2 separate regions of the Mus musculus genome follow, and region 2 is linked to region 1. A link is a loop called in an ENCODE intact Hi-C map of the cell type or tissue named here. Cell type or tissue: heart. All regions are shown on one strand. Links, peaks and the distances in the headings refer to the core of each region. The heading gives the core; the rest is flanking DNA.

Region 1 (10,414 bases), core at 1,148-9,147:
CACTCCCTCCACTCCATGTCCCCAAATAAGTCTTGCAGTTCTCTGACCACCAGTGCTCCCAGCAGAGGCTAAAGGCCAGCTCTGAGCAAGCATGGAACTAAGCACTCTGAGGAATCCAGATCCACACAGCCTGGAAGGTAGTGGGGGAGGGGGAGAGGACGGTTCAAAAACAGAGTGCAGCCTGTCACCAAATGCGGCTTGGTTCTTCCGTTTTCCTGCCTATAAAGTGGTCACTTACTTCTTGGTGAGGTTATAACAGGTTATCACACCCCAAAGGTGCGAGGAGCCAAGCTGACCGCTGTGGTACGTATTAACCACTCACAGTTTGGAAATTCCTTTTTCAACCTTCCCTTAATTCTCGGGGGACTGATAATTTTTCAGCAGAAAACTGACAGGTGACATGCATGGTGTAAACAAGGAGTCCTCAGAATCCAGAGAAGACAGAGACAAAGGATGGCATGTACAGGCAGAATAGCTAGAGTGTCCTAGGAAAGTGAGTCACAGAACTGCAAGTACAAAGGAGGCAGCTGAGACAATGACAAGGAGACCACCCGCTCCCTCCACTTGATCCTTTGTGAACCTTCCTCGCTCCCTACTTACAAAGGCAAGCTCACTCCATTCCTCTCTGCCCACACTCCTCTACCAGTTTGATTTTTCCCTGTTTTGCCATATAAGGTATTAAATTCTGACTCCTCTATCTGTGTTCTCCCAAGAACGGGACTCTACAAGGGTTTGTGTATCTGTTGAATGTCTTTGGGACCACATCCCAGCTTCCTAAGCTGTGTCCGCCAGTGAGTACATTCAAGTTCGTGGATCGCGATCATGTGACTTGCAAATGCTGGAAGTCTGGCGAAGAAATCCGTGAAGTCTGTAAGATGTCAGATTTGAGGAGTTCTCTTTTAAACTAAGACATCTTCTTGTGCCTTTATAGGAAAGGTGTGTGCTAGGAAAAAATTAACCTGACATAAGAGGAGGACAGCTCTGGGAGGGAAAGAAATGGAAAGACAGGAGCCTTCTGGGTAATACAGGAGCCAGGTGAAGAACGCCCACGCCCACACCGGAAGAAGTGGGAAGGGACAGAGCAAACATTCCAACTGAGTTACTTCAGCATGACTGTTTTCAAGGTCAACAGAAGACCTGAGAGACTGTACTGCAGCGCGGGCACTATAACATTCAGATGAAGAGTTGGGAAGCTGCTTCCGATGAACAGTAGTGAAGACAGCCCACCCCATGTGATCTCCCAGGGTTAAAGTTTAAAACCACGGCATTTGTCCACAAAGACACTCACATTTGTCTCATAGTTGTCTAGCCATGTAAAAGGATGGCTGAGATGGCCAAAGATATTAAAAAGGAAGCTAATAATAAATTGTAAGCACAGTGGCCTAAAGGAAGCTATTAATAGTACCTTTAAAAGGCTATTTTCTGGAGAAACAGCAATAAAAAGTGATGCGACACTGATCATCCTCAATTTTGATGTGTATTTATAGCACAAATAAGACTTTTCAGGTTGTTGCTGTTTATAAACGAAGACCATTATACTCTTTGGAACTCTTGGAGATGCTGGCACCGCTCATGGCCTAACTGTCTCATGATCTTTAATGTCTTCCAGGAGCCAGTTCAACGGACTCTGACAGCGAAAGCTTATCTTTCATATCAAAAGCTGGAGCCATGCCACAGTGAGTTGCCTTTGGGTCCCCTGGTGGCCCTTGTGACAAAGAGGGGTGACAGAGCTGCTGGGTTTTGATGCCAGGAGTGCTGGGATGGGAATAGTCAAGCCATGTCCATCGGAGAGAGAGAGTGCTTAGAGTTGGGACACAATTTTTTACTTTGTATGACTTTAAACTGTGGGGATCTATTTCAACATCAGCATGCCAAAACCCAGCCAAGAGCTTTGTTAGCTGCAAAGACAGCCTTGGAGCTGATTAAGTAAATGGCAAGACCAGTCACACTGAGAGAAAAATCAGTTAGGTCCGAAGGAGAATCAAAATGTCTAATTGAGCCAGAAATGGATTTTCTTTTTATTGGATAAAGGTTTTGTTGTTGTTGGTTTTTGCTAGTAAAACCTTATATCTGAAAAGGCCAAAATTTGCTTATCCCTAGAGAGACATGCATTATTTAAAAAAGTGTTACTGTCTCCTCTATTTTACAAAAGTACAGCCAAGTCTACCTGAGTTTGGTAGAAAATTCCATTAATGGTGAGATGTGCTAACAAATGTTTTTTGTTGCTAGTAAATATATAACAGTTATCTCTATTTAAAATGCTAATTTCCCTGATTAGATCTTACACATTAATATAAATACTGTACTGTAAGACTGTTACAATAATAAAATAATCGTATTTTATTTGAAAAATCATGTCCAGTCAACATCAGATAATCATCATTGCTAATGAAGACTATACATTTGTACATTTTTTTTCTGATTTAAATTAGAATTCAAATGCAGAGATTTCACACCCTCTCAGCCACACTGAGCCAGGCAATGGACTGATTCCCCTTGGTTTTTCTCTTCTACAACACTAAAGTCTCAGAACTAAGAGAAGACAAAAATTCTCAACAAAATTTGAATCCAGCAAAAGCGACAGCTGTTAGCCCTAAAATAAACACTAAAACTGAGTTAAATATAGGACCCTAACCGTAAAGATGTCAAATATTTGCTAACTGATAGAGATTGAAGCTTTCCAAGATTCTATTTTCTCTTGGGATTTTAAAAAAAATAATACCTTAATAATCTTTATCAGTGTGAGTTGCCTCTGGTTCATTTTCTTTCTTCTGTGTGTTTATTAAAGTCAGTTCTATCCAGGTCCTGACCACACAGCTCTTTTGGCAGTTTGTTTTGATAAGTTCCAACTTCTGAAACAAATTTTAATGGAAGTAGACCGGGTCTACAAATAGAAACCCAGGTCTTCTGTAAAAATAGTTTAAAGAATAATTGCTAATTTATAAAAACACAAAACAACAACAAAAACAAACAGCTTCTACCTAACACTCGCTTCCCTATTTTCCAGAGCTCAGAAGAAAACAACGTCCGTTTCCTTAACGATAGGATCCTCAGCTCCGAAAACAGGAGTGACCACAGCTGTGATTCAGCCCCTATCTGTGCCCGTCCAACAGGTAATTGTGCCTCCAGCCACCAAGGAGCTGAGTTCAGGAACATCAGGCTCTTCTGTTTTATGAATACGAGTTCAATTCTAACTGACAAATTCCCATGCAATATTTTCTGAGGAAAAAAAAGAAAAACTACCCACAATCGAAGGAAGAAAAAAAATAATGGTTAATGTTCTCATTTTTGCTCATTAAGAATAATCTGTAATCACAGCCACACTACCAGGAAGTCACCAGCCAAGCTCAAATAGGAATTTCTGAGCTGATAATAAGCCTTAGCTCTGACTGTCCTCTCTGACCTTCCTTTCAGTTAGCCTATCTCATTAGCTTATTTATTTAAAGAGACCAATAATGTTCACACACCAACCAAAAACTTTTCCCATCTCAGAAGGCCAAACAGTATGGCTTAGAAAAAATAAAATAAAATGGTTTGATTTCACTATACTGTTTTTAAATATTGGTTTAGGGTCCGTGTGAGACTGTTTTATTGAAGAAAGAGCAAGTTCTAGGAAGGGACTGTAGTAGGTTTACTCTCCAAGCACCATCAGCATTACTCCTTAAGTAAAAGACAAAATCAAATGTCTGTAAAGAATTGATATGATGTGAATCTGTAAGTCCAACAGTAGTAGTAGGTTTCCCGGACACTCCTGGTAAGTAAACCCATCCCTAGTTAAAAGATTTGTCTCGTGTGCATCCCCATGCCTTCCATGAGTTCTTATTACTCACAATATTATCAGAATCATAACAACTACCACATGCCATACATAGTAACATGTAAGAGATGAACTTTAGGGGAAAGACATTTGTGTTCATAAACCAACAAGAATAAGTGACTCAGTAGAGGCAGCCATAGTAGGTATTTCCTTTAAACCACTGAACTAGAGTTTTCATTCAAAACTAATGGTAGCCTTAACTCAAGAGTTTGGCTTTTAGTTCTCAACTAGAATTTATGTAAATGCTAACCACTCTGCTAGATATTTAATAGCAGAAAGCAGAAGTCATCAGCGCCCCCTCCTTCCCAGTCTGGCTGGGCAAAACTCTAGAAGCTTCTCAATATGACCAAATGTATTGTGAGATACAGATGAGAACATACATTGATGTATAGATGCAAACACTACAGTGATGTGTAGAGTACATTGTCAATGGCTTTATTTATAAGAACTCCGAATAATGAGTCCTAGTTTACAGATGTGAGGCTGAAGTGCTCATCATTTCTTCCTTACAGCCAATGAGAAGAAATGTTTAATATATGGGAGCCAGAGTTTCTGGGTTCAAATCCCAGCTCTACCCACTTACTGAAGGGACTTCCGAGCAAATAGCATAACCTCTCTGGGCCTAATTCCTTTGTCCGCAAACTGGAGATGATAAGACCAGGGGTGTCTCCCCGGGGTGTTGTGAAGAGTTTCTTACTTAGTTTTTATGTGACGTTTCAAACAATGTCTGACCCAGGGTAAGGCTATAAAAGTATTCGTGTATGCTTTGGATGTCCACGATAGTGAAAAGTGAGACACAGGCCTCCCTCCTGAAACATAAGCCAGTAAAATATATTCCTGGGACAATGAATAAGATCTGTCACTGCCATAGTATCTCCACCGCACTGTGGTGTCACACAGTGTGTCCAGACAAATGTGATCAGATGGCTATCGATTTATAAGTAAGTCCAGATTGCCTGAAAATAAGCAATTTCACACACAAAAGAGTTCCATTCCCTGCTTTTTATTTTCCATTCACAACTCTGAAAGCTTTTACCTCCCCTGAGATGACTGCTGTTCAATAACAGTTTCAGTGCCTTGACATTTTTTATTTTTTACACATCAATAAATGAGTTTTATTTCTTTCCCTCATAATTTCTATCTCCCTTTACTGACAGAGTTCACATTAAAAACAAGATCGGCAGATGTTCCCATTTCTTACCTTACCCTCCATTGCCCATAGCTTATCCTTTTGATTCAATGAATCCGGAATGTATTTTAAAATAAAATATAGCGTCTGTGAGACGGTCTGAACAGACCCCTGTGGAAGTCCCACACACAGAAATCCATTTGGTAATAGCATTTAAAGGCTCTCAGAGTCCCCCAGGACCCAGGGAGCTCTTGCCTCCAATATCCTTTTGACCAAAGAAGAGTAACAGATGTGAAATTAGGGGGCAGAACAATGTCTGTACTGTAAGAGTAGACTAGCGGGTAACGTGTGGCGACACTCCCATAGCCTGGAATCACTCACGTGGAGCAATCCCCATAATGAAAGGCTTCTCTAGCTCATCCCTTCAAAGATGTATAGGTTGAGAATCTGATCCATGTGTCTCTGCTCTTTCAGGCTCACAGCGCTACTTCATATCTCTGCCGACCTGACGGAACCACCATGGGCTGCCTTCTTCCTGTTTTTACTAAGGTCTGACATCTGGAAGTCTCATTCTCCATGTTTTCTTTAGTGCTTAAATTTCATTCACATGTGACTTTATGTAGCAGCCCTTAAGATTTGAAATGAAGATATTAATAGGCAGATCACCATGGTTACCTTAGGGGATAGGTAGGTATTCATTGAATAATGACTGTATGGCTGTTTTCTTATGCAAGATTGAGAAATGTGGTTGGACGCAGGTGAAGCAGATGTCTGACTTAATGGGAAAGCTAAGAGAGGTATGAATAATTCAGTGTTTAATTTATTTCCTTTCTTTATAGCTGGGCATGATGGCATATAACTGTAGCCCCAGCACTTGGAGGGAGAAGGGCAAGGGTTTTTAAGAGTTTGAGGCCAGGACTAGTCTGTACAATGAATCCCAAGAATCAGTCAGGTTACTTTTTTACTACCAGGGAAACCTCTTGAAAGATCTAGGAAGCTTTACAAGACAAAAACAAAAAAAACCAACAACCCAAGCAAACAAACAAACAAAAAACTGATTTTTCCACTTGTTTTAAGTTGGAGATTTACATTGCCAAGTTGAAGGAGTCCCATGCCATTCTGACAGGAGTCAGAAATCTGTCCATGCAGATTCTCTTTCTTTCTTTCTTTGTGTTTTTTGGAGAGAGTCTAAAACTTTATTGATGGACATTTTAAAAGGCCAAATAAGAGGAAAAATAAGCCATTCTCATGTAGAAAGATTAATAAAGTCCTTAGTCCCCTGACATAGGGTATCTCTGATACAATTTTGCTGAACTCCCAACAAGTTTCTTGTTTCTATCCATTTGTTTGATATAGAATTTAGTAGCCTGGTTCTAAAAGTTATGTTGTAAGGGGGTGGGGGAGTTACTGTAAATAGCCAGGGTCCTACTAAAGAAATAAAAGGGGCACCATTATGGAAGAAATGAACTTGCCTTATAACATACTAAGGTACCCTAAAGATCTGTTATCTACATTAAAAGTTTAGCATCCATAATCTGAAATGCTTTAAAAACTAAAATGTCGTATTTTGACGGATGCCTGAGTGGAAGATCCTATCACACACAAAGTGACAAATCTCAGTCCACGTGCAGGTGTATTATATAAACACTGTATAAAATTTCCTTGGGATATGTGGGTTAGGTATTCAGAAAACATTACTGAATTTCATGTTTGCTTGTGCCCTGCCTTAGTGTATTTTCTGTTGCTATGATAAACACCATGACCCAAAGCAACTTGGGGAGGAAAGGGTTTATGTGGCTATGCGTTCAGGTCACGATCCAACAGAGAGGGAAGTAACAGCAAGTAAGAAAGCAGAAATCAAGGAGGAGCTGTGCTTTCTGACTGGCTCCCTAGCTTCTGCTCAGCAAGCATTTTTTGTATAACCCAAGACTCCTTGCGGAGGGATTGGCACCACCCATAGTGGTCTGGACCCTCCTACATCAATTAGTAATCAAGAAAATACCACACTGTCCTGCCCACGGGACAGTCTGATGGAGGCAACCCCTCAACTGAAACTCAGTGGGTAATTCCAGGCCAGCAGAAGCTAACTAGGAGAGATCCGATGCCCAAGATATCCCCATGTCTATGTAAACACTCCAGTGTTTAAAACAAATCCAAATCCCAAATCCAAAACACTTTTGGATAAAGGCATGAGTCTCCTCAAATTGCTGAGGAGTCAGAATAGCAGAGATATTTCAATAACTGCAGGCACGTAGACACACTTGGGGACACAGTGAATTCTTTTAGTAAGATAAAAAAAAAAATAAAATAAATGGAACTCCACACTTTTCACAAAAAAAAAAAAAATTCCAAGTACACTGAAGATACATGAGAAAACCACTCTGAAATCCTCAGTGAGGATGCCTGAGTGGCTCAGGGGCATCATTCCTGGCCTCAGGATGCTGCAGTCAAAGAGTGCTGTGAGTTCAAGATAAGCCGGGGCTAGGGAGTATGAACCCTCTGGAGAAAGGAAGAGAGAGATGGAGAGAAGGAATTTCTGTCAGGCCACACCAAAAGCAGCTTTGTTATCTTTGTGGGGGTAGGGGGGGTTATTTTCCCTCTGAAGCCTGACTGAATCCAAGCTTAGTAAAGGCCTCTTTCCACAAGTCACCCTTTTCCCAGTGAGCGTAGAAAACAAATGGTATCTGTTGAAAAGCCTCCCCCCCCCCCAAAAAAAAAAGCTAGAAACAATAAAAGCCAAAGAAATCCTTTAAGACTGTGACAAACCTAAGTCTCTGGTACAGATATTTTCTTCTGGTGCTTTGAGCAGGGACCGCCTAGAGGGACCATGCTCACAGTCAACATGAAGTATAAGAGTTTTTCACAGCCAACTTCTCAAGGACATCTCTGGAAGACTGTGTTAAATCATGCATTGCTAACCATGACTCATCGGATGCAGGGGCACCTTAGGCTAAGACACCTTTAGCCCAGGCTAGCCTTCAACTCACAATCTTCCTTCCTCAATTTTCTCAGTGCTGGGATTTTAAACATTGCACCACTATGACCAACCCTCCCATGACTCTTCATTTAAACAGATCAAGTCCATATTGAGTGTACAGGTGGAGGAACACAAAGGTACCATTTAGTTTTCCTTCATCCCAAGGTCAAATGCTTCCTTTGTCATGGCCTGGCTCGTGTAAACATGAGATTCCTTCCTGGACACCTAGAACATGCTGAAAAATCTAGAACTGAAACCTCAGAGTCATCCACTGCAATCCAACTGCTAGGACACAGACACTGTTAACAGTTATCTTACCCCCCCACCACCACCACTACCACCATAATTACCACACATATAAATCAAATCATGAACTGTTCTGTGTACTAACAACATGGCTGGGAAATACGATTTTTAATATATGTTGCTTTTTTAAGAAATGAAAGGCAGAGAGTGTGTGGAAGCGGTGTGTGCATCTCCACCCTCTAACCTGGTGCCTGGTGTGGCATGCCTGCTTTCTGCTGGATACATCTCCTCCCTGCAACTGCTTTCTCCTTTTCCCTTTAAGCAGCTTCCCTCTGTGGTCTGCAGCATCCTTTTTAGGCTAGGCTTTAGTGGAGCAGGTTTAGACAATGACCCTGCACCTGCTCTTAACTCAGATGACACTTGGACTCATCACACTGATTCTCTGGCATTCCTCTTGTGCATGGCAGTGACAGTGCATGGCAAGGGGACTCTTCCTATCAAAGGAGTACCTCCATCTATTTCCTCGTGTTTCTCTAAAGATTCCCAGCATGGGTAACAAGGATGGTCACTGGATGGCTACTCCAGAGGGCTGTTCTTTCCTTAGACCCTTCCAGGGAACCACAGTGCCAAGTGAACATGATCTGTGTTGACAGGTCTTCATATGGAGCCGGAAGCATCCAGGGCGCCCAGATTCCACACTGAATTATGATTCAGATGGCTAAGCACAGCTTCTGAAGGTTGATTCTCATCATTCTGAGGGCTCCTCCTTGTTTGTTTTAATGGCTTACTGGGCTTAACCATCTATGATGCATGTGCCTGTGTGTGTGTGTTTGTGTGTGTGTCGTTGTGTGTTTGTGTCTTTGTGTGTATGTGTCTTTGTGTGTGTGTCGTTGTGTGTTTGTGTCTTTGTATGTATGTGTCTTTGTGTGTGTCTTTGTGTGTGTGTCTTTGTGTCTGTGTGTCTTTGTGTCCGTGTCTTTGTGTACACATGTGCATGCCTCTCACTACAGTAGAAGGCAAGCTGGAACTGAAGTCTAGGAGCAAGCATACATTTCTGTTGCCCTTTATCGGTAGGCATCTGTGCTTTTGCTATTTCTCTTGCTTTTAAACACAAAGGGAAAAAGCCACATGGTTTTAGGAATAAATCTAATCTCCTTTGATGCCTAAAAGCTTAAACATGAAAAATATTTGGGTGTCATTTGTTATATACCAGAACTAGCTTCCTGGAGATATTTCATAGGTTGGCTCATAGAAAGCTGGACCGCACACTGTGCTCTGAAACACTAAATTAACTCATCTCTGGCTACATTCATGAACTACAAAACATTTACTTAAAAGTCAGAGATTTTCTAGGGCTAGCATCATGTCCCATCTGATAAAGGCACTTTTTTTTTAACCAAGCCTGAGTTTATTCCCTAGGACCCACATGGTAGAAGGAGAGAACCAACTCCCTTGAGTTATGCTCTGGCATGTGTATACCCCAGTCCCACACACAGTGAATAAACAAATATAGTAAAACATGAAAAGAGATTCAAAGCCCAGCGACTTGTTGCACTTTAAAACACAAATGGAAAAAAGAATGCAATCATTAGTTGATTTTTTTTTAAGAATAAGTCTCAGGTAGCCCAGGATAGCCTCACATCCTCAATATAGCTGAGGATCACTTTAAGGTTGTGATCATCCAGCATCTACTTCTGTCTGTGCTGAAAATTTTTAAATGAGATTTCAAGCGTAGTAAGTAAGCGCTCTTCCATCGACTCTACAGCTCCAACCCCAGTAGCTGATAACCTTAAACTTTTCATTTACACACACACACACACACACACACACACACACACACACACACACATTCTCCTTACTGTCCAAATCCAGACATCATTCTTCTACTTTAATAATTGATAGGAAAATACTATAGGCTTTTAGACTATGCACAGTGCTTTAGCACACACCCTACGCAAGGAACATTTGCTAAATCACATACTACTTTTACTTTTTCCCGTTTGCTGTAAGATTTGTGACTCACTGTTACTCCCCCAGACCCTTAAAACACAAAACAAAACAAAACAAAACTGCCCAAAGTCCACACACTTCCTGTTGAAGTCTGTCCATTAGCTTGTTTATAGGTAAGGGTTTTTTTGGTTTTGTTTTTGTTTTTTTAAATCGTACTTAATTATTTCAAAGGACTGACACACCTTATAGGGTATGTAAATCTAGGAAGCCTAAGTCTGGTCAAATTATTAAAGAG
Region 2 (10,414 bases), core at 1,075-9,074, 73 kb before region 1:
CCCTTGAATGATCCTGAATGAGCCAATACCATCTGGAAACTCACTGTGTTTATCAACATCTTAATAGACCAGTTAAACATTCTTGACCCACTAGCTAGAATCCAAAGTGTCCTGCGATTTATTTTCCCAAGGGGAAAAAAAAAAGGTTTGTTGTTCTTATTTACCCCTTGAGTGGTTTTTATATAGTAAGCTTGATACTCTAAAGTCTTTTTTAGGCTGCTGTTTTGCTCCCAAGTGACTTGCAGAAGAAAAGCTGATTGTTCTTAATGGAAAAATGAAGGCAGGTAATTATGAACATACAACCTAATCATGATTTCTAATGCATCTCATGCAAACTTCAGGAAACAGTTTATGAGATGAACAACAACAAAACCCAGGCTTTTTCACATATTAGGCTCAAAAACACGCAGCCTTTTCTATATCTTATGTTACAGAACATAGAATTTTTTTCAGTGTCTTGAATACAATGGTTTCAGTTTGTTCCTTGTGTTTTGCTTGGCTCATTCCTTCTGTTTTTTTCTTATAACCCTCTGGTTATAGCATGTTTTCAGAAGGTGGTAGGGACAAGCATAACTCCTCCTTTATAAATGAAGCATGTAAGTGATTTCACTGAGCTTGCTAGCCCAGGCCTGTAATCCTATCTGTGGGGAGACTGAGACAGGAGGATTGGGAATTTGAGGCCAACCTAGGTATCATAGTGAGTTTTAAGCCAGCATTGGCTATAATGTGAGACCCTATCACAATCAAGCAATCACTAAATTAAGTGCCTCTGCCCAGGTTAAAAGTTAAAATGGTCCATACTTTCCACATTACTCCAAATGTTCACAGGGTAGAAAAGAGTTCTGTGGTCAAAGAAGATTAGGAAAAGGGGTTTTACACAAGAACAACAACAAAAACCTAAAAGTAAAAAGTTATTATTTTCATTACAGACATCCCATAGTCTAGACATGTGCTTTCCTAGTCTCCAGCAGTTCTCAAAGATGCATATAAAACCTTCCCATATCCAGAAATACATCATGGCCTGAGTTCATAGAAAAGGGTCCTTATCATATCTTACTTCAGAAAATGACTTCAAAAATGATCCCTAAAAAAACTAATTTATGGAAGCTGTTATGAAATCCAAGAATGATAAGAAAGCAGCATTCCTGCAAATTTCTATAGCAGCTGAAGGGTCAGACGGGCAGTGCTGCACCAACCAAGTATGTGACTCGCATCACCCTCCTCATCAAGCCCTGCCATTAGAGGCAGGGCACACCACATTTCCATCTCCATCTTTTTCTCACTTTTCCTTCAAACAAGAAAGAAAGCTCAACAAACAAATGGTGTCAATGTACCTTAGGTAACATCCAATACCCAGAGAGGTCCCCAAAACATCTCAAAGGCTGAAATTTTAAGCCAATCAACTCATCAATGAATCTAAAGGCCTGCAAGTGTGATCTCTCTAAACATAACACATAGAGCACAGTTGCTGTAGCAGGCTCTCAGTGCTTGGTAAAGTCATACAGAGAAACTGGAGATTATAGAGTGCAAGTTTATTATGTTTCAGCATGAATAATATTTGTTTTGTGAATATTAACTAGTATGGATATTAATAATGCATATATTTTAAGAGCAAAGGGGGAAATCCCATTGTCTGAGCATTCTTACTTTCAGGGACCAGAAAGGACTTTCCTAAGGACTTGTTCCTATCTGCTGATGCTCTTGCAGATAGCAGGATTTGTATTGGCTCAGGCTCAGTGCAAATGAGATTCTGAGAGAATGCCTGAGAGACTCAATCCTGATCACTGTTGTGAACAGAGGGTAAGAAGAATAACATTCTCCACTGACAGAATTTTCTGCTGTTTCTCCAAGTCAATCTTTAGTACAGTATTGTGTGCCCCAAAGGATACTAAATCTACCATCTACCAACCAGTTCAAGTAAAGAAAGAAAACTACCACAAAGTGAATTGCTCTTTGTTCTCAGTTAAAACAGGGGCACTCTGAAGACTACTTAAAAAAAAATGTGTTTCTACTGTAAATATATCTCCAGTTCAGAGCAGGTACAAGAGGGTGATGCAATAAGTCTTAAATGAGTTGTCTCTAGGGGGACCTGGTGGTGTACATTTAAATCCCTATACTTAAGAGGGGAGGCAAGAGGAATGCTGCAAGTTCAAGACCAGCTTGAGCTTCACCTGAGACCTTTTCTCAAAAAGGAGTCAGAATAAAATACATGTGGTACTTTGAATGAGAGTGGCCCCCCGTAGGCTTCTGTGTTTGAATACATGGTCCAGAGTTGGCGAAACTATTTGGGAAGGCTTTGGAAGTGTGGCCTTATTAGAAGAGGTGTGTTAAATGGTAGGTTTTGAGGTTTCAAGAGTACCCTGCCATCCACAGTGCCCTCTCTGTCTCCTGCAGACAGTTTGGGATATAAGCCTTCAGCTACTGAAATGCTTTCCAAACCTGGATTCCTGAGAAATACCTTAGTGGACTTTTAAAAATAATTCAGTATTCCTAGAGCCAGGAAGATGGCTCATTTGATAAAATGCTTTCCTGACACTCACACATGGTGACCTGTGTTTGGATCTCTTATACCTATGATTAAAAACAAAACAAGAGCAGGGAGACCCTGCCTACAATCCCAACACCAGGAAAGCAGAGAAAGGAAGATCCCTGAAGACTACCAGCCTACCACCCTAGCTCTAAGTTCAAGAAGAGACTCTGTCTCAAAAAAATACGATAGGGACTTGTAGAGAAAAATGTAAGCCATCAGCCTCAGACCTGCACACACACACACACACACACACACACACACACAGGCATACACACAAGCATTCCTATAACCCATACTTAACCAAATAAATGGACTTCTCAGAATGGAATCTGTGTATTTTCTTAAATTTTTCTAGATGACTCTAAATAAGCATCAAAAGCTATTGTTACAACCATGACTGAGAAAGTAGTTTCTAATAAATAAGTGAGAGGGGGTCATGAAGAAAGTACCTCCCTCTCCAGTAATCACCATGGCGTCAGTGGCACTGGATCTGTTGCAGATGTCACTAGAAGGCAGGTCAATGTGAAGGCAGGGGATATAAGACCAAGATCAGTGTCAGTCGATAGAAACCAGGGAAATGACCCGTACACTGGGCAAAGGAGTCTGAACCTAGGATATGCTCAGGACAGCTGTCTGAACATTGCACTGCAGGCATCTGAGTCCACAGGGGACCTCTATTTCACTACAATCACTCACTCCATCACCACCACTGCTCAGTAAATGAGAAAAAGATCTTTTTCTCATAAATATGTAGACAGCATAATGAATAGATTAAAAAATGAATGCCTATCATCAGAAGAATTCACTATTCATATTTCAGTAATCAGATTTTGTGCTAGGGACATGCAAATATGTTAATTTATAAGTTTTATAGAGTTTTTATTAGAAAAACTACTATTTTTTAAATTAAAGAACCATATACTTATTAATTTCTATAGCCACTGGTCAGTGTATCTTCCATATGATTATTATGAGTATTAACTTATTACTCCTAATTGATAATATTTCTATATTGTATTTGGTTATAAAGTAAAATATTAGTGATTTTCATCTTTGCCATTATGAAAGGCAAAAATAGCAGTGTATCATCATTTTAATTTATTGTCGTGGTTTGGGATAGGATTTTTTTATTTGTTGTTGTGTCTTTGTTTTGGGGGATTTTGGGTTTTGTTTTTTATTTTGTTTTGTTTTGTTTGGATAGTGCTGTGGATTGAACCAGATCCTTAAGAATACTGGGCAACCACTCTATCACTAAAGTACACCCTCGGCCCTGTATCCCTTTTTCAAGAAATGTGAAAATGATTTAAAATAGTCTTTTTTTAAAGTGATTATTATTCTTATAACAACTTTATTGTATCACTCAGTTTGGAGAAGGAAATACTAAGGACTGAACTTGAGACTCCAACATTCAATTTTTAAGTAGCTCAGTATTTTACATACTCCCTTGAAGAATGGTGGACCCCATAGGTTAATTTTAATTGTCATTGGGACTGATACTCCTTTAACATAGCATCTGACAGTGTATAGAAAATTAAATGCATGAAAAGAATGTTTTTGCATAGTCATTAAAATTCTAAATCTAGGACCCTCTCTTATCTAAGACATTTTCCTGATTTTATCTCGTATCTGGTTTTAGAGACTCATGGAGTCTGCCTTCTGATATCCCTACGGATTTAAGAAATAAAATCGTCAGCTTGCCAGCTGATTTACTGAACATGAAGAAGCATGGCAACCATAAATGGATATACTAAACAAACCGTTGATGAGCACCTCGTATTCAACAAAAGGCACAAGACCTGGGAGGTGGGGATGGGGAGTTAAAAATGAAGGAATCTGACAGATGTTCACAGGAGTCTGAGAAAAAAATACAACCTAATGGTATAAGGGCATAAAGTGGAGGACAGAGAGTGAAGAGCATAAGTCATGTGCCTGGAAATAAACTGAGGAGTGTGAGAGCTGGCTGTCTCCTCCCTATCCTTCGGGGAGTCAGCCTGTCTCCCCTTTTATTTCCACCATATTTAATGTGGTTTATTTAAAGATAAACAACAGCAGAAGTATGTGGAAAGCACAAAACACATGGAGGCCGGAGCCCATGATTGGCTGATAGTTGTTCTGACTCATAATCTTTTGGACCCAACACTCTCTAAGCTGCTTGCTCTAAGAACTGACTAATCCACCGCAGCAAGCCCTAAGCAGGCCCAGGCCACAGAGGAGCATCACTGGTAGTGATAACGGATCTTATTCACTAAGAGCTATACCGAGCTCTGAGTGTATTACCTGTATGTTTGGCACATTAAACAAGATAAAGCTGTAAAGCTGGTAAAAACTCGTACCTCTACCTATCACTCGAGAAAACCAAAAGTTAGTTACCGGAGCTCTGGTAATTCAGAGCCAAGTGATACATAAGTTAGATCATGGGGTCATTTATTCTTCTAGAAGGTTAAGTACCTGTGAATTTTGAGTTTGTTGTTGATGTTGTTTTTGTTTTAATTTGCCTACAAGAAACAGAAAGTCCACTGGACCCTGACCTTTGGGGGAACAGTCTAGGCAACCTATAACCTATCATACACGGTCTAGACAGAGATGCTCAGGAACATAAATACAGGCTACCACTGTGAGTAACTGTGGGCACTGGTCCCAGGAAACCCTACAGATGTCAGGTCTCAAACATAAAATGTAGAGTTTCCATAGAACTTACACATAAATGCTGGATACTTACAAGACTATCTGAACCTTTGACACTTATATATGTGTTGGGCCACATTCACAGATCTCTTTGAGCATGTACAGCTCATTCTATGGGCTATATGGGTGACTAAGTAACCACCCTGTAGATTTCTTAAAGACCCTAACACAATATAAATGCTGTGTAAATTGCTGGTTCACTATAGTACTTAGGGAACTATGACAAGAAAAAAGGCTCTGCAATATATTCAGAACAGATAGAATCACTTTTCAAATATGTTTGGTCTTCAGTTGGTTGACTCTGGTCATATGAGATTCAAGGGTATAGAGGGCTGACTGTTCTTGCTTTATAACTTAAAGGTTTTCAGTCTTGGACAGGCACATACCTGAAGCATGCCCACAGCAAGCCACTACTTATTCATAGACACTACATCTGCATCTCGAGATGGCTTTTTGACTCCAGGATTATTGGAGCTTTCATGATATTCTGCAGTGTCAGCCTTTAGAAGGCTGAATTTGCATTACCAATGCTAGATGATGCTTCCTCCAAAGTTCCTGAAATATAAAAATGTAAATACTGCTATTGCAGTAAATATTATTCAGGACTTTCTACCCCACCTGAGAACATTTAGTTCTCAAATAAAAGACAGAAAAAAATGTACATTTATAATAAGCCTTAAAGCATTTGAGTTGGGCAGATATCAACCCTCTATACTAGTTTGTCTACTTCCCAGTCAATAAGCCCGAGTTATCACTTGCCATGTGTATCCTGCTCCGCTCTTATTCCACCTCATGGCCATGAGCTCACAATTCACCTATCCCATGGCAACTTCTTTCCTTCTCTCTCGCCTCCTTGCTCTGCCAGGTCTCTGAGACCCCAGACCTGGGAACCTTCACTCCGCCCACTTTCTTCTGCCCTGTCCAGGCCATAGGCATCTTTATTAACGAATTAGTGATAACTCGGGAAGCAAAGAGTTTGCACACAAAAGCTGGTATACGTGAGGATCACAGTATTTAGCAAACACCAGACCAATCCACTACACAATGGTTTCTTAAAACATCTAAGAATTCCTTCTTATAAGTGACATCAAATGTTCTTTAAATTTAGAAATTCTTACTCGAGGTATTTTCTCCTCTCTTTCTCCAACCCTCAGTTGTTTTAATTCTTCCCTCATATCTAGAGCTAGTTGTTGTTAATTTGTTTTATGTTGATTTTTCCCTTTCTTTGTTTGTTTTGTCAATAGCTCCAACTTATACAAATCCTCTTAGCATGTGTGATGTCTTTCATTTATTTTCTCCACTATTATCCTTATAGGTTGAACAACTATGAGATGTTAAAAGACAAGGAAGAATAAACTCTATAACTATTTTTGCCCCACCAAGGTTTGTCTTACTGAAATAATTACAGTTTTTTCACACAGAAAGAGGAACTTTCACTTCACAGTCACAGCTCACAGCGGCACCTGAGGCTTTAGTCCAGGCTGTGCCTGACAGCCCTCCCCCATTTCCTTCCTGTCTCCTCCTGAGAAGAAATCTCTCCAAGGAGCATGGAGTGTTTCTCCCCATTGCACTGGGGAATCTAGAATTCTGGTGAAGTTAAAGCACTTAGCAGCAGGATTCAGACTTCCTCCATTCAACCTCTGCACGTAAGATCAAACTGTATCTGAGCCAAATCTATGTCCACCTGTGAGTAACAGGCAGTGTGATTTAATGTGGCTTGAGCCCACAGAGGCTTGCGTTTTCCTGTAATAAGAAGCCGGGCCTTGTGGAGATGATGGGAGATGATGCTGGTGTCTGCTCATCAGCTGATCTTTCAAAGCAATCTCTCAGGGATCCATGTACAAACGGGTTCAGGAGGGAAAGCCAATTTTGTCAGGTTTTTGGTCATGCAGATAAGATCACGTGTTAATGGCATCCTTTTAATCACAGGGCACAGGGAGACCTTTGTTGCCATAATACACAAGGCTGCATATGACCCCAGTTTTCAAAAATCTTGCTCATGCCCAGGTTTATCATCAAATCTGCCTCCTACATACGTATGTGGGGTGTTTAGTCCCTGGTTGGAACAACTGACTAGCTTAAAGAACCTCAGGGCCTAATCCTGTGTGCCAGGAACTCTAACTGGACTGTTGGTCCTCAGTGACCACGCCCTTGCTGGACTGGCCTGACCATCAGCAAACTGAGTAGATTTTTGTTTTTTCCTCTCTAAAGTCTGTGAAGTGACATTTGCCTCTGTGTCCTCAGAGTTGATGCAGTTAAAGGTCGTACTTTCTCCTAACAACCTCCACCAACAATCAAATCCACAGCCATCCATCCCACCATTTGGCTGTGACATCTAAGCTTGCAAGGTTCTGCTATAAATCACTCCCCACTCCCCTGAATTGATTGCCTGAGGTCTTCTGAGCTGAGTTCTAGCACACCTTGCCAGGCAGACAGACACCAGAGATCCTGTAGCTCAAATACAGAGTTGTAACACTCTGCCTTGTTGTTATCATGTGTTGAAATAACAATAAGACACTTAGATAAAACCCCTCAACACAAGATCCCATCGATGTTTCCATTTGACAGATGTACGTTTTACAAGACTTTCAGTTTGTGGATCACTGAAACAAAGGCCTTTGAAGTCTTAGTCCATGACCAAGCTATAGCAAATTCTAAGGGTCAAATTTAGGTCCTAGTGTCTGTCCATTTTGAGGTTCTAGTGTCTGAAATCTGAGCACCATTTTAACCCATGATGCCGCAGACAGACTGTTGTAGTTTTGGGTTAGTTTATGTAGCCTTCCCCAGTAAATCTTCAAGGTTGCTTGCTTCTTTCTGTTATTGCAAGCACTCATAGGCTATGATCTCTATGAATACAGTTAGACACACAAGTATGAATATATTCAACCTTTCTCCAACTTCCCCAAAGAGATCTAGTAAGACCTGAAGTGCTCTTGAAATCTGAGTTTATGCATGCCTTCATATTCAGAAATCATATTTCTGGTTCCCTCTCATTATAGAAATTATTGTCCATCATTTCCCTGGGATGATTTTCATGATCTATCTGTACCCAACACATGAATGGTGGTAATCCTGGTTTTAGAGAAGTCTCCACTTTTTCTCCCGATTTGAGGTTGACTTTCCAATAGCCATGACAGGCCTATGTCAATCAGGCCCCAACTCCACAGACGTACACTAATCAAAGCATTTCTTGGATACATTGTGGCCTAATGATTTTACCCAATGTATACCTGGGTATTATTCTTTGGGTCTGAAATCTTAATATACCTGTTCCCTCAAAATAAAGTAAATTCAATGAGCTCAATATGCACCTGCTTTCTAATACATCTCAACATGGCTACCCAGCCTAGAGAAACAGAGATGTATCACCAAGAATTGCCTTTAAAAACTCTGTCTCTGGTTTACTTGAGGCTTCTTGGGGACAGAGTGGAATGGTCCACATTTGTGCTGAGTAGAGTGAGCTTCCTGACAGTCTTCTATCACTCTGAAAGCAGACAACAACACAGAGAATCTTCCCTGGAAGAGGGTGAAGAAGGAAAACCAATCTTCCTTCAGGATCAGTGTCTAAGAAACTATAAAATTAAAAAAAAATCTCTCATGTGTCTCTTCACTGTGGTCAGACCTGTTGAGACTCTGTCCTAAGAAACCACCTTGCTCATGTGGTTCTGCTGAGTCCACCTCCCGGACACTTTGTCCTTCTTGTCTTCCTTTAGGAACAAGTAGAAAAAGTGAAAATATTCTGGGAGGTGGCATGAGAGAAAAACCTAAGTTTTGAATGTGATTCTTCAAAATGCACTTACCCATTTCCATATGTTAAAAGTAGAGGTCTTATTACCTTATAGGCAGCCATGTATTTAGGCTGGGCATGAGGCTGTATGGACAAAGAATGGTTAATATAGTAGTTAGGAAAGCTCTGGGCAATCTCAGATGTAGTAGCCACCCAAGTTTGGTGTTCCCAATGAATGGTGACAGAGGAATATTACGGAAGTGACTGTCCCAAATTAGGTACCATGCTTTTCATAGCCATGCTTCATCAGCAAACATAGACCATGAGTCTTTTCAGAGTCTCTCAGCTCAGCATACTGTCCCCAACCCTAATCATTGCCTATTAGCTTCATCTTTTCCTCCTCTTTTGGGCGTGTGTCAACACTCAGTAATCATGCTGCATCCTGTGTTCCAGATAACAATGCCAGAAATAGTCACAGGTTTTACGCATTGGCTGAAAGGGTGAGGTTGTAAAATACACATATTTCTATTTGAGGGGAAGGCAGTAGTGAGATGAGTCCTACCTCCTTTGGCTGCTGTGTGGAGTGAGCTCAGCACTACACTTCCAGATACAGGGTAATTAGAAATAATGAGTCGCTGGGATTACCCCAAGTTTTCTGAGGACCTGGAGTGTGCCCCAGTCATACTGGCTTTGAAGATGAGCATTCATAATGATAAAAGTAAGGGAAGTAGATTATACTAATTCATTGGTACATAGCCAAAGACAATCTTAAAAGATGGCAGTGATACCACATAAGTAGTATGTACACAATAAATAAATAATGATGGTAATAAATAATAATAGATACCACGCAGTCATGCCAACAACCGTGTTAAAAAAAATGAGTTGGAGAGCTCTACATGTATTCAACTGCCTTAACCTAACACTGTTATCCTTCTGGTTAGGAGCTAGGAATTCATTTAAAGACTGGAGAATTTGATCGATCTCTCTCTCCTCTCTCTCTCTCTTCTCTCTCTCCCCTCTCTCTCTCTTCTCTCTCTCCTCTCTCTCTCCTCTCTCCTCTCTCTCCTCTCTCTCCTCTCTCCTCTCTCTCCTCTCTCCTCTCTCCTCTCTCCTCTCTCCTCTCTCCTCTCTCCTCTCTCCTCTCTCCTCTCTCCTCTCTCCTCTCTCCTCTCTCCTCTCTCTTCCCTTCCCCTTCCCTCCCTCCATTCTCCTCTCCCTCCCTCCCTCTGTCTGATAAAGAAACGTAGTAAGTAAGGGTTATGATACACAACTCTGTCTCTACAGATGGCGCCTTAGCTCTCAAGAAGAATCTGGAGTCTCTTTACTGCTTGGCTTAGTTCCTGCCCTTTGCCTCTTCTTTTCGATCATATCAGTACACATTAGTCTTCTTTGGAATGTCTTAAAAGTTATGAACTGCACTGCTATTTTTTTAAAGATGCTGAGAACTATGTGGCTCATGTTTTGAAAAT

The links. Peaks named below come from ENCODE experiments on the same cell type or tissue, not always from the same donor. Only the 100,000 strongest peaks of a DNase experiment are listed, where the experiment ranks them.
Region 2: a loop joins it to region 1, with 2.1 times the contacts of the local background. A loop is called at or near these places in 1 of 42 quality-filtered maps.

The regions. Positions count from the first base shown.
Region 1 is chr8:61,704,074-61,714,487 of GRCm38, reverse strand. It overlaps Palld (palladin, cytoskeletal associated protein), which reads left to right. Exons shown (of 22, transcript NM_001293772.2): 4 at 1,610-1,676; 5 at 3,008-3,113; 6 at 5,421-5,495. Among named protein-coding and RNA genes, the nearest start is that of Gm51576, 24 kb to the right of the region's middle. In heart, for the core only: no CTCF peak of the experiment used is centred there; a DNase peak (open chromatin) is centred at 5,347.
Region 2 is chr8:61,777,338-61,787,751 of GRCm38, reverse strand. The region is part of intron 2 of Palld (palladin, cytoskeletal associated protein); the gene reads left to right. Among named protein-coding and RNA genes, the nearest start is that of Gm51576, 97 kb to the right of the region's middle. In heart, for the core only: no CTCF peak of the experiment used is centred there; no DNase peak of the experiment used is centred there.